4 separate regions of the Mus musculus genome follow, and regions 2, 3 and 4 are each linked to region 1. A link is a loop called in an ENCODE intact Hi-C map of the cell type or tissue named here. Cell type or tissue: heart. All regions are shown on one strand. Links, peaks and the distances in the headings refer to the core of each region. The heading gives the core; the rest is flanking DNA.

The links. Hi-C counts contacts between places; a loop is a spot of excess contacts. Peaks named below come from ENCODE experiments on the same cell type or tissue, not always from the same donor. Only the 100,000 strongest peaks of a DNase experiment are listed, where the experiment ranks them.
Region 2: a loop joins it to region 1, with 2.5 times the contacts of the local background. A loop is called at or near these places in 3 of 42 quality-filtered maps.
Region 3: a loop joins it to region 1, with 1.9 times the contacts of the local background. A loop is called at or near these places in 4 of 42 quality-filtered maps.
Region 4: a loop joins it to region 1, with 2.3 times the contacts of the local background. A loop is called at or near these places in 3 of 42 quality-filtered maps.

Annotation. Positions count from the first base shown.
Region 1 is chr1:170,108,197-170,113,481 of GRCm38, forward strand. It overlaps a transcript of Ddr2 not described here. Among named protein-coding and RNA genes, the nearest start is that of Ddr2, 22 kb to the left of the region's middle. In heart, for the core only: no CTCF peak of the experiment used is centred there; DNase peaks (open chromatin) are centred at 2,325 and 2,625; H3K4me3 peaks cover 1,134 bases; H3K27ac peaks cover 1,364 bases.
Region 2 is chr1:170,003,398-170,008,682 of GRCm38, forward strand. Ddr2 (discoidin domain receptor family, member 2) reads right to left here. Exons shown (of 17, transcript NM_022563.2): 3 at 3,365-3,467; 4 at 1,676-1,907; 5 at 1,258-1,405; 6 at 767-872. Among named protein-coding and RNA genes, the nearest start is that of 3110045C21Rik, 37 kb to the left of the region's middle. In heart, for the core only: no CTCF peak of the experiment used is centred there; a DNase peak (open chromatin) is centred at 3,204; H3K4me3 peaks cover 699 bases; H3K27ac peaks cover 2,082 bases.
Region 3 is chr1:170,053,894-170,059,178 of GRCm38, forward strand. The region is part of intron 1 of Ddr2 (discoidin domain receptor family, member 2); the gene reads right to left. Among named protein-coding and RNA genes, the nearest start is that of Ddr2, 32 kb to the right of the region's middle. In heart, for the core only: no CTCF peak of the experiment used is centred there; DNase peaks (open chromatin) are centred at 2,508, 3,228 and 3,938.
Region 4 is chr1:170,009,319-170,014,603 of GRCm38, forward strand. All of the region lies in intron 2 of Ddr2 (discoidin domain receptor family, member 2), which reads right to left. Among named protein-coding and RNA genes, the nearest start is that of 3110045C21Rik, 43 kb to the left of the region's middle. In heart, for the core only: no CTCF peak of the experiment used is centred there; DNase peaks (open chromatin) are centred at 1,703 and 2,053.

The sequences.
Region 1 (5,285 bases), core at 1,497-3,996:
CGTGGAGGCCCCCACAGGCTAGCCTTAGACTCTTACTTCAGGAGAACTGCAACTTTTCTGACTGCAGGCTCAGAACAGGAAGATGAAGGGAGATGCACTTGCCAGTGATAAGATGTCCCTGGGCTCAGGACCTGTCCTCAGCTGACCACGAAGCTCCTCCAGATTAAACCTTGCTCATTCAGAGACGGTGCAGATCCAGAGATGCTTCGAGTAACCTACTGACCTTCAACCCACTCCATTTTAGATAAGAAACCATACACAAACCAGACCTACAAGGGAATTTTTAGAGAGAAAATCCAGGAGTATTTCCCCATGAGGCAGGATGGTTCCCGTTAGAAGATAGGCATGAAGACCTGGAGAGATATCTCAGTGTGTAAAGTACTTATCACACAAATCACACAAGCATGAGAACCTGAGTTTAGTCTCCTGAAATGCACAGAGGCAGAGACAGGAGGATTCCTGGAGCCCAGAGGCCAGCCAGCCCAGCCTACTGAGTGAGCACTAGGGCACTGAGGGATCCTATCACCGAGGCCTCCACATACACAAACATACCTGCACATGTGCACCTGTACACGCACGTGTGCAGGTATGCACACACAAAGAGATAGGAGTGAAGATAGAGCCACTCCCCATTTCAGAGTTTGGCACAGTCTTACGGGTCTGCACCAACTGCCAGACCCAGCCTGACAAAAGCTAATTTCCAGTACATTCGGTCACATTTCATTACAACCATAAGAGCTGACCTAATGAAGCCCTTCATAGCCTCCAGAATGCATTCATGTCCGAGTCTAAAACAGTAAAACTCAAGAGTATTCTCATTTCCATGTAGTGAACACAGAGGCTGAAGTGCAGGAAGCAGTCAAAGATAGAGACAGAACCTAACCTGGGTCTACCAACTCTAAAAGTCCCAGGCTCTCTGCATCACAAAGCTAAACAGACATCCAGTACCTGGAATTTAACCTCCATCTGATACCCGGGCAAGTGTTTCTCTGAGTGCAAATCCAAACTGTTCCCTTAGCCTGGCATGGGTACCTCCTGGTCACCCGGTGAAACATGAAGTTTGACTCCAGAAGTAAGCAAGTCCAAGTGTGGAGTGGGAGACGGGAGACCTGCCCACGGTGAGTCGGAGGACCAGACTCCGGATGTAACAACTTTTAAGCACATTAGTTGTGCTTCCTCGAACAATTCATTTCACTTCTCTGTCTTAAAACCCTTTCCTGTAAAACAGGAACGGTGCCTTACAGAACCGTGAATCAAATAACAGGAAAATATCTGGAGGCTGATCAGAGCAAGGACTCAAATGTTAATTTTTTTTTGTTTCATTTGTGCACACACACGTGCACGCACACACACGTGCACACGCGCACACCAACATTGACACACACACCAAGGACCACCAGCTGATGAACCACTTCTACCATTTTTTTATAGCTGATAAACGCCCGGAGAAGACTTGCCCCATTGTCTCTTCTAAATCTTAAAAATAAGCCTGAAGGCATAAGCGTGGAGTGCAACAGGCACTAGGGCCGTGCTAACATGTCTGAAATCTGTGTAATGAACGGGTCAGAAGAGACCGCAGCAATTGCAAAGACCCCCCTTTCCACGCTCCAATTGCCACTAGGGAAGGATGCGGAAAGCTGAACAGTTAAGATGGTGCTAAAGGCGCCGCTGCCTTGAGTTCTCCAAACTCTCCTCAAATGGCTGACCTAAGTATGTCTGCCACTTGCAGAGAACTCTGTCCCTTAGATGGGTAGGCCAGAACACTGGGTCCCAACTGCTAACAGACCGGCCCTCTGACAACAAAAAGAACAGCACCCAACGCTGGGGAGAAGGAGAGTCTGGGAAGTGATTGCTTCGTGTCACCCACTGCAAACCCTCCAGGCAGCTGGCCTTCCCGCCCAACCTTACCCAAGACCAAAGGTGAAGCCACCCCTCATCCCAAGCCCGCAGCCACAGTCTCCCTTCCCACAATTAAATCACAAAAGGTACTAGGCCACGTTCTCACCAAAACTCAGGTCCCTCAAACCCCAGTGCTCAAAGCCTGAAAACACAGCTCCTGGCTCACCTCTCTCCAGCAGCCCGACTCTGCGATCGGCCTGTCTTGCCTGCCAACATTTCCAGCTCTGCTAAAACTGTTTATTGTACTTGCAGCTGCTATGGAGTCCTGTACCTCGCTTCAGCCTTCTTTGGTTATTGGCGCCTGTTCTTCCCTCGCTGACACAAATCCAGACCCCAAAACATGAGATCTGCCTCGGTCCTGAGTCTTGAAGAGCCCAGCTCCCTGCCCTTCCGCCCTGATTCAAACTCTGCCCTCTGCCGCTTTTCCGAACTTTTCCTGACACACCAAGAGAAGTCCACTTAGAGCTTTCGTTTTTAGAAAAGAAAACGAAGGTGGGGGCAGGGAGGAAGGAGCCACATCACTTACTTCCAGTCCAGGGACGCCCAGGTTTGAAGAGAAGGAAACGGTTATAATCCAATAGGTTCCCCCAACCCAGAAGACTTTCTCGGGAACCACTTCTTTTTCCACTTTGCCGGTGAAGGAGCCCCGTGGTAGGCATACATCCACAGGCTGATGCAAGATGCCTTTGAGAGAGACCTCACATTCTGAGGATTCCTGGGCCTGCGCCAAGGATCCCAGCATCCAATATATTGCACATTTGCTTTCAATTAGGAAGGGGGTTGGGGAGGGAAGAAGGCAAGTCACCAATCAGAGCTGTTTGCAGTTTGGAGACTATTTCTTTTGACCCAAGGGACCACGAGCAAAGCTATAATTTACAGCAAAACCCATTCATAGAAGAAAAATATGTATAACCATAGGAGGACTTAAAGCTGCAGCTCCCCTTTGCCTTCTTGCCACCATGCCTCTCGGTGCCTTTCTCCTGCATCTGAGACTCGAGTCCCATCATGGGGTACTCCCCCCACCTCATTTTTCTTACTCGAGCTGAAGCTATAAGCACAACGTCAGGTTTGGAGTCTCTTGCGATTCTCATTTCCTGGACAGTTGAGTCACACACATGGAGCTGATCTTTCGTATTTTGGCCATGAGAGCTGAGCGCTGAGCCCTCCTCCAGAAAGTTTGTTTTACTCTCTTCCCCTCACTGCCAGAGAGAGAGAGAGAGAGAGAGAGAGAGAGAGAGAGAGAGAGAGAGAGAGAGAGAGAGAGAGAGAGAGAGAGAGAGGAAGAAAAGGAAGAAGAACCTAGATGCTTCTAGTGTCCAGAATTTCTACTTTTTTTAGATTCAGTCCTCAATTGGCTACTGCTCAGAGTCTGTTTCTACCCTGGATTCCTGCTGATAAATGAAAACACAAGGACTTTCTAAATATTTTGTTTTAAAAAAAAAAAATCTCTTCTAATCCCCCTACCCCCACCCTCCTTTCTGTGGCCAAAGTGAAAGAGACATCATGTGAAAGTAATATGTAGGCAACAGGGGAGGCACTCCTGCTGGGCTCTCCAAATGATAACTAAGAATCCTGTCCATCCACCCAGATTCTGCTCTTAACCCTTCAGATCCCGGGTCACTCTTGACGAAGCCTGGGACCTGGAAGCCCTGATTCCCTGTGTGGTTAGTGACCACTGGGTGAGCGGGGCAGTAGAGCGAGGCAGGTGGCACAGATTAGTTAGGAAGACAGTCTTCTTTTGAGAGCTAGCCTCCTCACAGTGACACCTCTTCCTGTGGGCTTCTGAGCAATCTCTGCCAACTCTTCCCTGCCTGCCTTTGAGTAGACAGCCTCGGAGAAGAGCAGCGGGAGAGGTGGAGCTTCTGGGGAACGGTCCAGCATACCTCAGTGAGTGTGGCACTTGGCCCGCTTCCCTCAGGAGGCTGGTGACACATGGAAAGCCCCAGTTGGGCTGGCCATGAAATTAAGGTCTTGACCGTCAGCGGTGAGTCACCCAAGGGTCATAAGCCCACCACAGGCCGGAGGATTAGAAAGCAGCTGTGAGGGTCATGCTTCACCGTGGAGAGGGCACCGGGAATGAGGCGGCTCTGCCGGGGACCAACCACACAGACAACAGTGCACGGCAAATACAAGTGGGGAGAAGGAAACTAGAATGAAGGTTATTTTACAAAGAGGATGGTAGAACAGAGATGACTCTCCTGAGAGGATCCTTCAAACAACATAGGGCATATGATGTCAGGTGTGAGGATGACCGAAGCCGAGATAGTTAGCTCGGCTTCATAAATACCTATAAACACTTGTTCAGACGTTTCACTGGGTGCTTGCCCGTGACATCCACGGACATCTGGCCAGAGACATATGCTTAGAATCTGCTGCCCCGTGTGGATGAACCGTGTTTGGTGAGGTCACAGGTTAAAGCTGAGAAGCAAGGGAATCACTTTGCAAAGACTGAGCCTAACAAAAGACAGGTACCTGTGGATGTGTGTCCTCCAACATCAGAATCTACGTGATGCTGCTTCACGAGCTGGGCTGTTAGCTTAGGACTATATAGAATTATTCTTGAGCCAACAGCATTGCCTTCAAAACCCAGATCCTCTGAATCTGCCTGAGGATGGATGGACATCCCCATCAGAAGTTTATTTGTCTACAGATCAAGAGGACTTCTGGGGAATAGTAGACAGACTAGGAAGAACCAAGGGGCTTTGAAAGGGGAAAGTCCAGGACCAGGAGAACTGAGCCAATAGGTAAAGTCCTTGCCACATGAGCATGAAGACTGAGTTTACAGGCCTATACCCATATTTAAAAGAAAAGAGCTGGAACTGCCTATAGGCAGTGCAGTAAGGCATGTGCAGACAGAAGGATCCCTGGGGCTCGGGGGCAAGCCAGTCTAGCTGAATCAGCAAGTCCCGGGTATAGTGAAAGACCATAACTCAGGGGGTGGGGGGAATGGAAGCGTTATTGAGAACAGAACTAGACAGCAATCTCTGGCCTCCATCCCAACTAGCCTACACACATGCATAGGCAATCACACATACCTATGCACATGTATAAACACACACACACACACACACACACACACACACACACACACAATGAAGAAATGTAAGCCCAGCCAAGCTTTGCCAAAGGTTAGGAGTAGCTCAGAGGGGGAAAAAAATTACCCGATCTGTTATTATGTCACCCCAAATTCCCTGTTGTTCTGGTTGGTTTGAGCCATATGGCAGGTCCAATTGTGAACTCTAAAAATTGGATGCTACTGGAACCAGAGCAAGGAAAAGCTAAAAGTAAGATTTCACTGAAATACTTAAGTGTCATTTACGGCACATTTACTTGTTTTAACGATTTTTTTTTATACATATGAGTGTTTTACCTGCTGTTTGCCTGTG
Region 2 (5,285 bases), core at 1,949-4,448, 100 kb before region 1:
AACTTTATTGTTGGATCGATATTTCACAATATTCTTACAGATAAACACTGAACTAAGAAAGACAAGGATTAGCAATGGACCAGAAGAAGAATGTAATGATTGAATGGATAGGCACATGTCTTTCCCAGCTCTGTACCCCAATGTGTCTGGTGATGTTTTTCTACCACAGCTCTTCATCTGTCCACTTCAGGCCTCTCTGCTGCTCTCACCCGTTTCTGCCATAATTAGACCAATGTTCCTCCATTTCTTCCTCTCCACTCCTCTACCTACTGTTTCCTGCTTTCATTAACATCTAATCCTAAGAGCTTCTCTTATCTATTGCAAGCCTTAATAGCTCCTTCTTTTCACAGCTTCTAAAGTACTATATTTATGGAGTTCATTGTTTCTTAACTTTGTGACCTGACCAATCTTATTTCTTACTTTGTATCTATAGCCAAGTTAGCCTTTAGATTGGAATATACATCCTCATTTCAGGATATATAACTCCCACACTTATAAAAATATCACAAAGTTTAGCTATTCCTTTGTGTAATTTTTCTCCTGTCTACGGTATTACTATTTTGTTTTCCAAAAGTCAACTTCAAAATGGAGATAAACACCATGCAGTTTATATATGTAGATGTAGAAATAACTACATCTAAGTTATTTCCGTGTATCACACATGTGCAGAATACTGGTGGATTGACTGACTCTTTGATTATTGATGGAATATTTGTTATGGCCATTTCCTCTATTCTGGTGGTTATTTAAATCTCCTAGTATTTACCTGTACCCAACAGCTCCATCATAGACAGAATCATTCAGATAAATGATGGAGCCTCCAGGGAGTACAAACTGCTGTCCAGCTGGAGCATTGTAGGATACCAAGCCATCTGCCAAAGGAAACACAGTGGTCAGCGTTTGTGATAAGGAGATGCACCTGCTGCCTAACCAATTAGCCTAGGGAGCTACTTAAGCTTCCAAGGAAGTATGAGCTTGTCCATCATGTCCACTGGGTTTCAATCCGGGTTAACAGTTGAGCACTGTTGGGAAGCTCACCACAACAGCAGTTACCTGAGTAACTCTGAATATGTCATTTCCACCACAGGGCACCAAGCCCTGGGTAGATGGGTGTGGCTCATTCTTCTCTTTTAACCAAAAGGAAATAATCTCATTCCAAAGGGGAGTGATTTCATCCCTTTCTGAGTTGGTGGTTTTTAGTTCTTGGGGCTTGGAAGTTTCTCTATGGTTCAGAAGGTCTCTGTGGTCGAGATTTACCTAGCCAGACACAACCATAAAGCTCAACCCTCATGCACACGTTCATGGAGTGGTCAGTGACTGGGATAAGGCGAACAAATCTGGCGACGATGGGTGGCTCCAAGTCCTTCAGGAATACATCATAAGGGTTACTGTTTCCATCAAGCACCTAGGAGAGATATGAGAAGGAGCAGAGACCTTTAAAATCATGTTCACCTTTCTTCATGAATCATGCATTTGATGGACACTTTGCTCCTTGTTCATGAGCAGAATATAGTCACTCAACTCTCTCAGCAGAGCTAACAGATCCTCTGTGTCAACTCTGAACTGACACCATGCCACATTTACAATGTCATATCGGGCTTGAACATACACAGTTTGAACTATTGACAACTATTGAGTCCTATATTCCCCCAAAGCGTGGCCATTTTCTTCTTACCTGCTTCCCATGCCGGTTACGCCAGGAGATCCAGCGACTGCCATCCCGACTGTAGTTGATCTTGTACATGGGTGCAAATTCAATGCCATGACCCCCTGCATGGCGCCCCTGGGTCCCCACAAGAGTGATAAAGTGTAGGGTTCGCAAGTCAATCTGCAGAAATTCCTTCAGGTCATCGGGTTGCACTGGAATCTCAGGACACCAGGCTCCATCTCCTTCTTCAGAGTCCAGCCTTGAGAAGAAGGGTAGGGAAGAGAGGGAGCAACTGTGAAACAAGAGACACTCACCAGCTCACAGTAGGCAGCTGCCCTGCGCCTGAGGAGAGAGTGAAAACCCAGCATCTAGTCCAGAGGGACTTGGGGGACCTCCCCATGGTGTCTGTCTGTCCTAACCATTTCCATTTGTGGTTCGTTTCCTGTCTCTGAAGCACCACACAGCCCAGGGAGAGTCACCACAATGGAGCTGGGGCCTTCCAAAGCACATGTAGCCTTTTAATCTTGATTTAGAGAACTCTAGGGAAATGAAACCCTTTCCACCCATGCTCCTCTGTGGAATTCTTTCACCCTGCCCACGTCCATTCCTCAGCCACAATCTCACAGAGCAGGCTCCTCCTGGTTTGGGTATCAAGTTATAGGAGGGAGGAAGGAGTAGGGAGGAAAGGTAGGTCTTCAGTGTGGGCTATGCAGTATGGTGGAATGCTAGCCAGCAGAATGGGCATGGCAACCCAGCAAAAGCCATGGGAGCCATGGTGAAGGTGAGGGTGGAAAGCCTGTGAGGGAATGACCAATAACCTGGGTTCATTTACTACTCCAGGCTAGACCGCCACTGAACGGCATTGAGAAATCACTCTAAGGTTTATTTGAAGTACCCTCTGAGTTTTCTCCCTCTTCCCTAGTACACTCCCTTTCCTCGCAGAGCTTACCCACTCATTTCTCATTCCCCCCATAACTCCACACTACTCTCTCCTCTCAAACACTAAGACAGGTATGATGAGGGAGGTTATGGGGGTCGATTGCCTCATGTGTGATTCCATTTTAACAAAATCAATACGAAATTTACATCAAATAATTAGGTTCTAGCAGGAAGAAAAGGGTCCGATCATCAGCGTAGCTTCTGAGTTGGGAGTCTGTTCATTTAGGGACCTTGGGAATTACATACTCCACATAGAATTTGCTCTGTTTATAGATGAGGATGGCCCTTCTGTGTGAGGTTTCCTTGAGGGAAGGAAGAACTTACTGGAAACCTCAGTGTCTGGTTTGACCATAGACACTCTGCCCAGTGGCATTTCAGATACCTCCTGAGACGCAGGCATCACTCACTGCCAGTGTCCTACATAATCTACACCTCTCTGTACCTGCGCCCTTGGCCTTTCTCCTACAACGGCCCACAGTGAGGTCCGGTAAAGCAAATCCACTGCCTATCAATGACCCCATTCACAGTGGGTGGTGTGGTTCTGAGGCCTCTGTGGTTGGGAAGAGGTTTCCAGGCCAGTGACTGCAGCCAAGGCTTCGCCTCTCTCTGAAACATTCCAAGCAGCACAAACCCCTTCACATCTCGCTTCCAGTCTTGCAAGCTCTCACCAGCACTAGCCCTTCCCCCAGCATCTTGAGTTGTGGCTGTGTAGCCATTCCCTCCTCCCCCTGCTCCCCTCCCCCTGGCACTTAGGCCTTCTTGACAAAGCTATCTCACCTCCCATATTTGGCAGCCGTGGATTCTGACCACTGACTTGAGGCTGTGATGTCCTCATCTGGAATGTGGCCTCCTGACATGCCCAGAGGATAGCGGCATATGGCTGGAACGAGGAAACAGAGAGAAAACAGAGAATGTGCTTTCAGTTTTAGTCCAGAGTCCCCAAGAAGGTTGAAACTGGTAACAGAACAGGAAATAGGGGACTTGAAATCTTCCTAGATCCCTCTATGACCCAAGTCCAGCCACACTGATGCTACAGAGCTTTTTCCTAATCCTAATATCCAAATACCTCCAAGATTTAACCAACAGCCAAACTTACATTTTGGCCCAAATTCTGACTAATGTAATATAATTTAATGTGCAAATTTCTTCTTGTATTGAGTAATAACCCCAATAGTCCCAGCCTTAGTTCCTTACTAGCAGATTTACATATTAAATCAATTTCCTAAAAGTAGCATTATCCTTGTAGCCATCAGGTAGCCCTAGATGGGTAGAAGCACTCTGGTTTACTAAGGAGCAGATTGTATGAGACTGTGAAACAGCTCAATCCACTGTCCCGTGTTAGTACTGAGCATGCTGGTCCTGTTAGAAACAGTAGTTTCAGGGATGGGCTTCACTTTCAACAAAGAGAATAAGACAGAGCATATGAAATTCCCTATGGGAAATAATCCAGCTTTCAAACAATGGGCACCAGACAACAATGGACCACCATCTTGGAGAGATGGGAAACAAAGGAGCCAGCAACGCCCCGACAGCGCCCAGTTACAGCAAAGGAGTGAGAGCTCAGGCAAGATTGAGTGGACTTCCAGAGTTACAAAGACAAAACAAGTAACTATAAACACTCGGAAGTCACCATAGTCTACGAGATAAAAGATGAGTAGGAAGATGAAACGAAATGGAATCATTACGACGAAGGAAAAGAAAGAATGGATGTTTCTGGAAAGCCAGAAATTTTTCCAGAAATATAAAACCACAAAATAACAAACAAACAAATAAAAAACCCTAGAGTATTCTTTTAAAAGGAGAACAGACCTAGAGGTATTAGGAGTTTAGATATCAAAATATATCACAAAGCTGTAGTAATTAAAGTAGTCCTATACTTAAAAATGTGACCAATGCAATGGAATGGAGAGCCCAGACATAACCTCACATATATAAGGTCAACCCATCTTCAAAATAGGTACCAAAAAATGCACAGGGGGCGGGGAGCATAGTCTTGTCAATCAAGGTGCTGAAAAAAATTGGATATCCATATTTCCAAGAGAGAAATTGGACCCTCATGTTACACACACACACACACACACACACACACACACACACACACACACACACACGCACACACGCACACACACACACTGACACTGAATGGTACCTCCGGGCCCATCTGCAGGAGGCAGAGAGAGGAGAACTAGGGGCTGCTCAGTCCAGGTCGTGAGCAAATGAACGCAAAGAGAAGCCACCACTACAGCTCCCGCAGGAGGCTGAAGGCCTGAGAGACCCTCATCTCCAAAGCCTGAAGAACCTGAAGTGTGCTCTGAACAACTGACAATGAAAAGCACACCTCACTGAGAGCAAGAGTTAGTCCCATCTTTGCTTTTCCTGTTCCATTTTGGCCCTGAGACTCTTGCCTGATTGCTGCCTACATGTGAAGATCTTTGCGACTGTAACTCTAGCGTATCTGAAAACTAAACCCAGAAGCTGCATGTTGGTGAAGATGCAGTTATCCTGCTGTGGGTTTGGCCTCTGAGGTCCGCTCCCAGATCCCATCCATCCTGGACAGAGAATGACGCTCAAGGGCCCTGCTGACAGCTGCAGCATAGAACATCCACAGTCCCATCCATCACATGTGTCCAGATGTGGGGCTGTAAATGTAACGAGAACCTCTGTCCTCTGGGACACGTGAGGTAAGCCAGACATTGGG
Region 3 (5,285 bases), core at 1,557-4,056, 54 kb before region 1:
AGGTAACTCTGGGGAAATGCTGCCAGCCCATGAGTATCTGATCAACCTCAGAAGTGTTTGTTAGAGTAGCTTCCTAGATGAAAACAGCACCCAAGGTGAGCCCTGGGGTAAAACTAATGTCACAGTGAGCAGGCAGGCAAACAGTATGTATATATGGGTATAGGTATATGTATGTGTGCATGTACATGTGGATAGATAGATAGACAGACAGGCAGACAATTTTGCATACAAAAATTTTCACTTGTATTCTTTTGAGTCTGGCCCCTCTGACTCACAATTACATCTGTGAGATACACTCATAATATCACATAGCATGACACTCAATGTTTCCTCAAAGCTGTATGGCATTCCACCTTGTGACTAGTCCACGACTTACTCTCTATTATAGATCAGCATATGGTTTTTCCCAATTTGGAATCCTTATAATGACAGCATATGAAGGAGCAGTCTAGAATAAACCTTTAGGTAACACACGTGCCATATTTTTACCTATATAAGGGAACAATTAGTGTGTACATGCATAATTTTAATAAATACTACCAAAAGGCTTATGGAAAGACTGTACCAATTTTCACTCTTATTGACAGCTGTTATTGTTACTCTATAGCTCCCTTACTCTTGTCTATATGTGGTTGGGAGAGTTCTTGGTCATCCTGAACCCAGGCCCGTATTGAATGGAGGACCATCCATACCTCCTGATTACGCCATCTTCCTTTCCCATTTTAACAGTAACGTGATGAACCCAAATGGTTCACTTCACTACAGTCCACTGTGTCACTTTTCCTTTCATGTCTGAGAGTGGGAATTGTGTGCACAGGAAGGCTGAACAAGGCAGGGAGATGGAGATGGAGGGAGAGCATCTTCTGAATGAGGAGCCTTCGGAAGCAAGAGAAGTTTATGTGCTCAGGACTGGACACAACATCCTGGGCTGGCCAGCGTAGAAGGTTTGTATCAGCCAGTGTGGGAACGAACCTAGGAGGGTGAGATGTAGCTGGTCTGCCAGGAACCTTGAAACCAGTCCAACGCCTTTTCTCTTGGCTTGAAGGCAGAGAGACTGTTTTGAAAGGTAACTGTCTCCCTCTCCCTAGAATTCTTCCTTACTATCCCAGCTGCGTTAGTCTGAACCACCTGGATGTGTTCACCACATAGGCGAGTCACTGTCCCTTGGAGAAACTTTCTATCTGTTCATCTGTCTCTGAAAGCAAACACTGGCTGAAGGTTCAGGACCAGCTTTTACAGGCTCCTAAGTAATGATTCTTATATATTCAGAGATTCTGGCAGACAGCAGACATCATGACAGTAGTTCAAATCACCATGATTAGAGTACGCACACAGGAGATTTGCCGAAAGCTACACACCAGGGCTGAGTACCTCTTCTGTAGGATCCATTCTTTAACCATTGCCAGCATAACCCCAGTTATGAGCATCACCCATCTCTTGATGCTTATCACAAAACATGTACCTATGTCAGTGTTTGTTGAGAAAATTCATAGAGAGACTCTCTTGTGTACTGTTTGGAAGCATCACCAATAAAAAGCTGATGGCCTCTTAGCAAAAGGCAGGAAATAGAGGATGGAACTCTTTTGGTATTCTGCACGCTAGAGAGAGGTGGGAGGATTCGCCCAGAACTCTGAGGAAGTCAGATGCATGAAACTGAGAAGAGGTAACGGGCAATGTGGCAGACATAGACTATAATAAATGAGTTACGTACGTTACATGCTAGTGGGGGCTGGGGGGGGGCAGAGCCTAAGCTTAAGGTCATAGCATTATAATTATTAATAAACCTCTGAGTCATTATTCAGGAAATGGAGCACAGGTGGAGAAGCTTGTGTTTATAAAAACTGTATTTTTTTTTTTAACAACTCATTGCACTGTTTTTAAAAGTCCAGGCATGGGCGAGAAGGATTGCTCAGCAGTTCTGCTTTTCCAGAGGACTCAAGTTTAGTTCCGAACACCCATCTCAGGCACTCATAAACAAACAACCTGTAACTTCAGCTCCAGGGGGATCCAATCAATCCCCTCTCTAGACGACACAAGCGCCTTCCCTCGTGCGCTAGCTCCTGTGTGTGTCCACACACCCCTCGACGCACACAACACACCACACACTTAAAAAAGTCTTTAAAGAAGCTAAAAAGCCAGGTTAAAAAATTCCTCTAGTGATAATCATGAGGCCCCTGCTCTCTCCTCTTGCAATACAATCAGTATACCCTGCTCATTACCGTCCATGGTGATTGGCTCCTCATACTTTACAAGTGAATCTACGAAGACTTTCAAGAACAGCATGGAGTTACACGTTACTAAGTGAGAAGCCCAGACCTCCGGAGATATTTATAAGCCATCTGCTGTCCCTAAGAGGTCCGTGAAGCAGCCTTTCCCATGAAAGTCTAGAGTAGAAACAGCCCAGGCATTTCCTAGCGCCAAAAGCACATCTAACTCATAAGGCCCTTGAGCAAAGAGCCTGTGGGCCTGCTGTGTCAGAGTCCTGGGCATGTCCCTCGCTGCACACTCCCCAAACAGGATGGGGAAATGTCAGATGGCTCCAAAGCACATGATTCCCATCACCAGTGTCCCATGGGGGGGATGAGGTTTTCAGTAAAAGAAATGAGCAATGCTTTATTTGCTGCACAGTCCCCAAAGCCAGGACTGGGTGAGAGAATGAATATAAATTAAACAGACGCAACCCCAGCGGCTCAGAGCAGTTAGAGCTATAACGGTAGATCCCTTTGTTTTAGCGTGAGAATAGCACCCAGGGCTTCTTAATGAAAAGAATGAAGGCTGTGATGGGGAACAGAGTGGGAGAGAGACGAGGGCCTGTGTGATTCAAACAAAAATTATTCAACATCAGAATTGTTCTCATTTTATTTTTAGTCACCATAAGCCACTTACTTGGAAATTGCAGAAAAACATTAAGGACGGCATAAGCTACGTTTATAGGTATCTTTATAAATAAGACAGGCACGGGCTTCCAAAAGGGTGAGAACTACTCATCTGTTTTTCATGCTTATCTGTTACAGAGGCAGAAACTGAAAATCCAACAATGAGATCTGGAAGAACCTAGGCGGAGCATACATGTATCACAGTAGTAAATAGCCAGAACTAACAAGCTCTAGCACACAGTAGGTCTGCTAGAAGTAGCTATTGGATAAATGGATGAAGAGGCATGAGTCAGCCTCAGGAAGAGTTGGCCTTCGTGTCCCAAACCCAAGCCCAGAAACCCTCCCACTGGAGAGAAGAATGGGCAATTAGAAAGATGGTGTCTGGAGCCAGACTGCCCCAAACAGCCCCCTGCTTGCCAGCTGGATGGCTCTAAGTGGCTTTTATAACATCCTTGAACTTCGATTTCTTCTTCCATAAGATGGTTGCCCCCTTGGAAGCAGTCAGAACATATGACAAGGTGGGACTACATCCTGTGTCCTGTGTCCTTGCTAAACCCCTTGAAAAATTAATCTAAAGACAAACCTTGGAGAATTGCTTATGCATGGCATTGCATTTTTTTTCTAGTAGCCTATCAACTTCAATAAAAACCAAAGTCTACTGAAAATGTAAATAACCTAAATGCAACAAGACACTCTTTAGGAAAGTGCTTTGTCTGCACTCTAAAGCCCCAACTGCCTACCAGGGTGAGCCAGCCTGGCAGTCAGGAGCGCAGAGTCTACACCTTAACTCCCTCAGCTTAAGCTCTGACTCATCTCTTTGTTTCTTATCAGACGAAATACACATATCTTTCACTCTTCACTTGTGCTGCTTTGACTGTAAATGAGACTTGGAACTTTCAGTAACCCCATAGGGTCATGGCAAGGAATAAACACTGGTGACTTGCTAGAAGTGCAAGCATTAGCCGTCGCCAGCATAATAAACAGCCTCGAGAGGTCGTGTGAGTTTCCGTAAATCCAGCTGCATGCTGGAGAGTGGAATTGTCTTGGGATTGACTGGTCACCCTAACAGACCACATCACAACTAGAGCCAGGGCCACCATCCGAATCCACATGCAGTCCTGACCCCGAGCTGAAGAGATGTACCAATAACTAACAAAGCCAACACTAGTTACTGGAATAAAGTCCTGTGACAAGAGGCTTGAATTATGGAACCTGGGCCACACATCAGAAGTAGAGGCTATTATTTGGAGAACATTTGAGGGTAATCTAGGGGACCAAGTCTTCGAAATCAGTGGAAATGACTTATTACAATCCATTGGCATAAGACGACATCATCCAGATCCAGCCAAACTAAGACGGGCAGGCAAGTGTGGAGGGATCACTCGCATGCTACCCCTGCACACTTGGTACTTCCCCGAAACTTCTCCAGCCAGAGCTCTGGCATAAGCAACAACCCAGTTCAGCCCAGGACAGCTATGGGACTCGTGTCTACTGACGCACCCTGGTGCCCCTCCTCGGTGAGTCATAGCAGTCTCCTTGCAGGCAGATTGAAAACCCACGCGGATTTTTTTTAATAGAGATAGTGTGTAAATGTTCCCCAGCTAACGGAGCCTAAAATCAATAAACTCAGAGAATTTATGGGGCCAGTGTTGTTTGTGGTTAAGAGCCTGGGGTTTGGAGCTGCCTTCCAATCTTGCCTGATCTTCTTGTTTATTTTGAGGCAGATCTTTAACCGAATCATATCTCCGGTTGCCATATCAATAAAATATAACAATTGTATTTTACCACACATGGTGTTTGCAGTATTGAGTGAATTAACATGGGCAAACACTTAGGCAGTACCCAGAAAACAGACAAGTTGGCTTGGCATACCACTTACACTGGTTGGGAAAGGTATCCACACAAATGGGGAAGGGGGAAAAAAGACAGAAAAGAAGTGTCACACTGGACAGAACAAATGGACAGCCATTTGTGTATGCTAATATTTCCACTGTGAAATATACTGTCTCATTTATTTCATTTTCATAGACTATTTTTATTATTTCAAAATTTCATACATTGTATTTTGATCATATTCCCTTGTTTTTCTACCCCTAATTCTCCCAAGACTTTTATATTCTCGCCCCTCCCAACTTCCTGCCCTCTTTGTGTTTTCTTTAATAACCTACCAAGTCCAATTTTATATGGCCCATAGACCTCTAGGTGTGCGGCCATTCCCCAGAGCATGGGCCAACCTAGCAGGGACCACACCCTTTAAAAAATCTAGTTCTCTCTCCCTCTGAAACCATCAACTGTAAATAGCTCCGCAGCTATCTCTGGGAGCGTGTGAGCATTCAGGCTAAAATGTTGAGTGGCTTGGTCTTGTGCGGGTCTTGTGCAAGCAACCAGAGCTACTGTGCATTCATGAAT
Region 4 (5,285 bases), core at 1,002-3,501, 99 kb before region 1:
GACAAAGTATCAAAAATACTAAAATATGGTGTCAGGATGCAAGTGACAGGTTCTTCTAAGAAATAATTTTCACTGTGAATTTTCTAGCACACTTGTATCTCTTGACCTTCCAGAGCATAGTCATCATATTGGATTCCTGGCCGCTTTCAGCCTTGCTGACTCACAACTCTGATTAGGTGTTCAACATACACTGGACAAACAGCTAAGTAGGAAAAGGTGGAGAGCTAGGTAGATAGGTGGAAATGTCCAGACAGAAGAATGAAAACAATTCACTTCACATGTTAGATCTTGAAGGGCAAGTGCAGTAGAGGCTTTCTAGGTCAGAACCCCCCAAGTGAGTTGTCATCTGTGGGGTTCAGCAAGTATTTGTGAGGCAGCAGCTTGCCCAACTGTCTTTCATCAGGCAGTGACTTAGTTCAACAGTGGGTGTACATTATGTGTAGGAGACAAAGAGAAGCCACAGCATAGACCTTAGCACTGCCGGATAACTAGTCACAAAGATCGACTGAGGAAGAGTTTTGGGTGTTTGGTTAGAAGAGCCTCCAGTGACTATCGACCTAAGGGATGACAAGAATCTTGTTCTGTTCCATGATGTAAACTCACAGTTCAATGTCAGAGTAGGTGCTGAGCCACAAGGGTCACTGTAGATTTCTATTCACTAGAAGGGGATATTTTCTGATGGTTGGCTGAAACAGCTGATAGTGCAAAGCCCTCTACAAGCTCTTTTGTCTTTCCCTGCACATGCATACCGATAATAAAGTTTAACTTAGAAACTAATCATAGTGAGAGATAAACAATGCTTAATAATAAAATGGAACAATTATGATATCCCAAGTAAAAGTTATGTGAATGTAGCTCTCACATGTTTATTAAATGTTTATTTTGTTTATGTGTGCGTGACTGTGTACACACAAATGTATGCAGATGTGTGAACTTGCATGCACTGAGGCCTGAAAGGAGTGTTTAATGCCTCTGGGCTGGAGTTACAGGCAGCTGTGGGATGCTCAGCTTGCTCTATGGGTGCTGGGATCTGAATGCAGGCCTTCATGATGCAAAGCAAGGTCTTCTAATCTCTGAGCCATCTCCCCAGCCTCTCTCCCATCTTATTGAACCACACCCACTTGCCTCCAGAAGGCAAAACGGTGCTTATATACAGAGATAAAGTGCAGTGAATGACAAGCACTGGGTGTGACGGGTGGGGGGGGGGCTCAAGATTTAGTTCTTTCAGTCCCAATCACTACATTTAAGATTTATAAATTAGTCCTGACTTTGTCCATCTAATACTTTCAGACTGTGATTGACTACACAAAGAAACCAAGGGATGCAAAACCCCAGATAAAGAATGACCAACTTTTCAGTCATCCTACAACAATGGGAGTTGGGCTAGTGATCTAGAAACCAGGTCCAAGGACTACAAGGTTGAAGACAGGGAGGTCAGAGACAAGAGCTGATAAAGCAGCAATGTAACATAAAATAAGTAAGCAGAGTTTCTCCATGATTCAGTGTTCCCAGGGGCCTCACAGGAAGGGCAGAGGAAGAGTGCGAGCTGATCTTGGATAGCCTTACCCATCCCGCTGGGTCGTTGGAACCAGAAGAAGCCTTGGCCCAGGGAACCCAACGTGGCGCTTCTCTGCAGCCCCGGTGTGGTTTTCCTATTGAATGTGCCTATTTTGGGTAACTGGTGGAAGGGATCTCAGCTATTTGGGAAGATACAGAACTGCAACATTGGCTCAAATCCTAGACATCAGGACTCCTTTCTTCCAATCCCCCGCGCCCGTTCCCTGGATTACACTCCCCTATTCAGTCCATATCCTGAGATATAAAGAAATATGTACAGAGAGCAGCCTGTCACAGGAAGCAAAAGTCACTGCAGGAAAAAAAAAAATGCTTGCTGAGTTGTCTTGGTGGTTTCCGGATGCTTCCGCTACCCACCAATCTCCTGACAGAGATGCCAACGGACTCTTCCAGTTTCCCAGAGTGGAAAACTACCAGCATCAGCCACAGTAGGCCCAGCTGAGAACTCTGTCCATCCCAAGCTCCAGTAGGGTTGGCAAGCAGACCGAGGAGAAACAGCTGCCACCAGGTCCCAGCTTCCCAAGGCTTACTTCTCATACTCTCGAGCCAAGGCTGTAAGGCTGAAAGCATTGCTTGTTCCAAGATGTTTACCCCCGACAGCCAGCTCCAGCCCATGGCCTGCCTGTCACTGAGTATGCTACATACGGCTTCCAGGAAAACACAGGGCACATGAAAGGTCTAAGCACAGAAGTATGACCCCTGGCTCGCCCCAGGTACACGTTTGATAGAGGGAGATTATCAGGGTCAGATTATCATAAGCCAGTCTAATGATCTAAAGATATATCTATGACTACAAAATTTTAGATCCAGGGAAGAAATTTTAACTCACTGAACCCTAGAGTTCCATACTCGATATCAGAACCTGTAATCCTCAGAAAGGTGAACTGACTCGTTCAGAAACTCACAGACGACCAATGTAACCATGACGGAAATCCAGTGTTCTCAGCCCTGGTCCTTCTCAGGCCACCTCAACCTACTTCTTCCAGTTCCAGAAAGAACAAGCCTAGTCAACGGTGTCACCTGGGCCTTGCTCCCCACACACTGCAGTGCACAAGCAAGACTATTATTAGGTCAGTCATTTTCTTCAGGCTCTGGGTTTGTTACACATGGGTCTATTTCACAAAGACTGCTTTCCCTCATTCGATATCCTCTTAGGAATAGATAGTTTCCAGAAACAAATATTAAAGACAGGAAAGAAAATCTGAATGCATGGGCTTTAGGGTACGGAGTTACAGATTGGATGGCATGCTCTTCCTGGTTACATACATGAACCAGTAGATGGGAAAACAGCAAGCTTTTTGTCCCAACAAAGAGGTAAACCCAAACAAACAAACAAGCAAACAAAAAACAACTGGGTTAGAAATAACACGGGCTGTGAAGTTATAGGAGATACAGCTTGTGGTTCAGCATGTAACAATTCTATATTTCATGAGGCAGAGCTTATGAAACCCCACAGAAGAAGGGGAAGAAGCATTGTAGGAACCAGAGGGCTCCAGGACACAATGAGAACTCAGCCCACAGAACCAACTAACCAGAGATCATAGGGGCTCACGAAGACTGAACCAACAATCACAGGTCCTGTATGGGTCTAAGTCCTCTGCATATCATGTTATGGCTGTGTAGTTTGATGTTCTTGCGGGACTCCCACCAGTGGGAAAAGGGTCTGTCTCTGACTCTTTTCCCTGGTCTTGAACCCTTTCCCTCCCATTGGGCTGCCTCATCCAGCCTTGGCATGACGGTTTGACTTAGTCCTATTGCATCTTGGTATTGCCATGTTTGGTTGATATCTCTGGGAGGCCTGCTCTTCCCTGAAGGGAAATGAAGGAGGAGGAGATCTGGGGAAGGGAGGAGTTGGGGACACAAAGAGGAGTGGAGGGAGGGAAAACTGCAGTCAGGAGGTAATATATGGAAGAAGAATAAATAAAAAAATAATTCTATGTTTCAAACTTGATTCTGTCCTTCTAATATGGAAGTACAAGGCTGGCTACTACATCCCATCCCTTTGGGAACTTTAGATTCCATATCCTCTGCTATGTTTTGACTGTGATGTGTCCGTCATGGGCTCTTATATCTGAACACTTGTTCCCAGGCTAGTGGCGCTGTTCTGGTAAGTTGTAGAACTTTGTGGTCCAGTTAGCAGACATGGGCTGTTCAACCTTGAAAGCAGAATCAACTTCTAGTTCCAGCCAGAGCTTTTTGCTTCTTGATCCACCACAATACAAGGAGCCTCTTCCATACGTTCCCCTCACCAGCAACTCTGCCATGCCTTCCTCGCTGTTATAAACTGTGCCTTTAAAACCATGAGCCAAAAATCAATTCTTTCCCCCTTCAAGTTGCTTTTATTGGGTATCAGTCCCAGCAATATAAAAATAAGCAACGTTTCCTTAACAATCCTTAATAATCCTCATCCTTAATAATAAGCAGGGTTGTTTCAGAAATTGTTAAAATACAAACCACAGCACGTTCTATGTGATATAATAGTGCTCAATAGATGATACCCAGAAGGAGAAAGGGAATTAGTGTGTTCTGAATACCACATGCATCCTTTCTTAAGTAACATGGAAATTTTATGACCGTTTAATCTTGTGCTCTCTGCTTAATCATAATAATGGTACTTCTTATGGAGATGTGTTAAAAAAAAAACAGTCAGTTAGCATTCTTCCAAACTTAGAGCAATGAAGTTTAGTAATATTTAGGTGCTTTTAATTCTTCTCTGGTTATTTTTATTATGAATCCTCTTAATAAAGGATTGCAACTGACCTCCAGGGAGTTGCATAGAGTAAAAACAAATAAGTAAGAAAATAAGAGGAGGGGAAAGAGAACTGGGATAATAATCAGGTGGAGTTAGTATCCAAAGCTGTGTTTTCTCTTGCAGTGTTAGATCAAGGCCTCACTTGCATGCAAGGAAGGCATTCTAACGCTGAGTCCAACCCCAGCAACACTCTGCATTACCCCCTTCACTGGGAAGAGATTTTCACTCTGGTTCTGCTTATAAGTCAATTCAAAAAGTGAAATAGCCCAGTGCGATGGGCTCAGGGGGTAAAGCACTTGCTGTGCAAGCCTGATGACCAGAGTTCAAGCCCCAGAACTCACCTGAAAGTGGACGGAGACAGTCAAATTCACAAAGTTCTCTGACCTCTACATGTGTGTCATAGCACATGCACCACACACACACACACACACACACACACACATTCACACACAATTATGTGTACACGAACACATCATCATCATCATCATAATAAAGTATATGTTAAGTGGAATATTAGAATTTAAGGGGAATCATAGAGGGCTAGAGAGATGGCTCAGAGGTTAAGAGCACTGGCTCCTCTTTTAAAAGTACTGAGTTCAATTTCTAGCAACCCCATGGTGGCTCTCAACCGTCTGTCATGGGGTCTGATGCCCTCTTCTGGTGTGTATGAAGAGAGTGACAGTGAACTCACATAAAATAAATTAATTTAAAAAAAAAAAAAAAAGAGGTCAGGCGTGGTGGTGCACGCCTTTAATCCCAGCATTTGGGAGGCAGAGGCAGGTGGATTTCTGAGTTCGAGGCCAGCCTGGTCTACAGAGTGCGTTCTAGGACAGCCATGGCTACACAGAGAAACCCTGTATGGAAAAAAACCAAGGGGGGGGGAAGAGGAATCATAGTAACAACCGAAGGAGATGCTAACTTTTGATACCTGTCCCCAGGTGAGGTAGAATAACTTGTG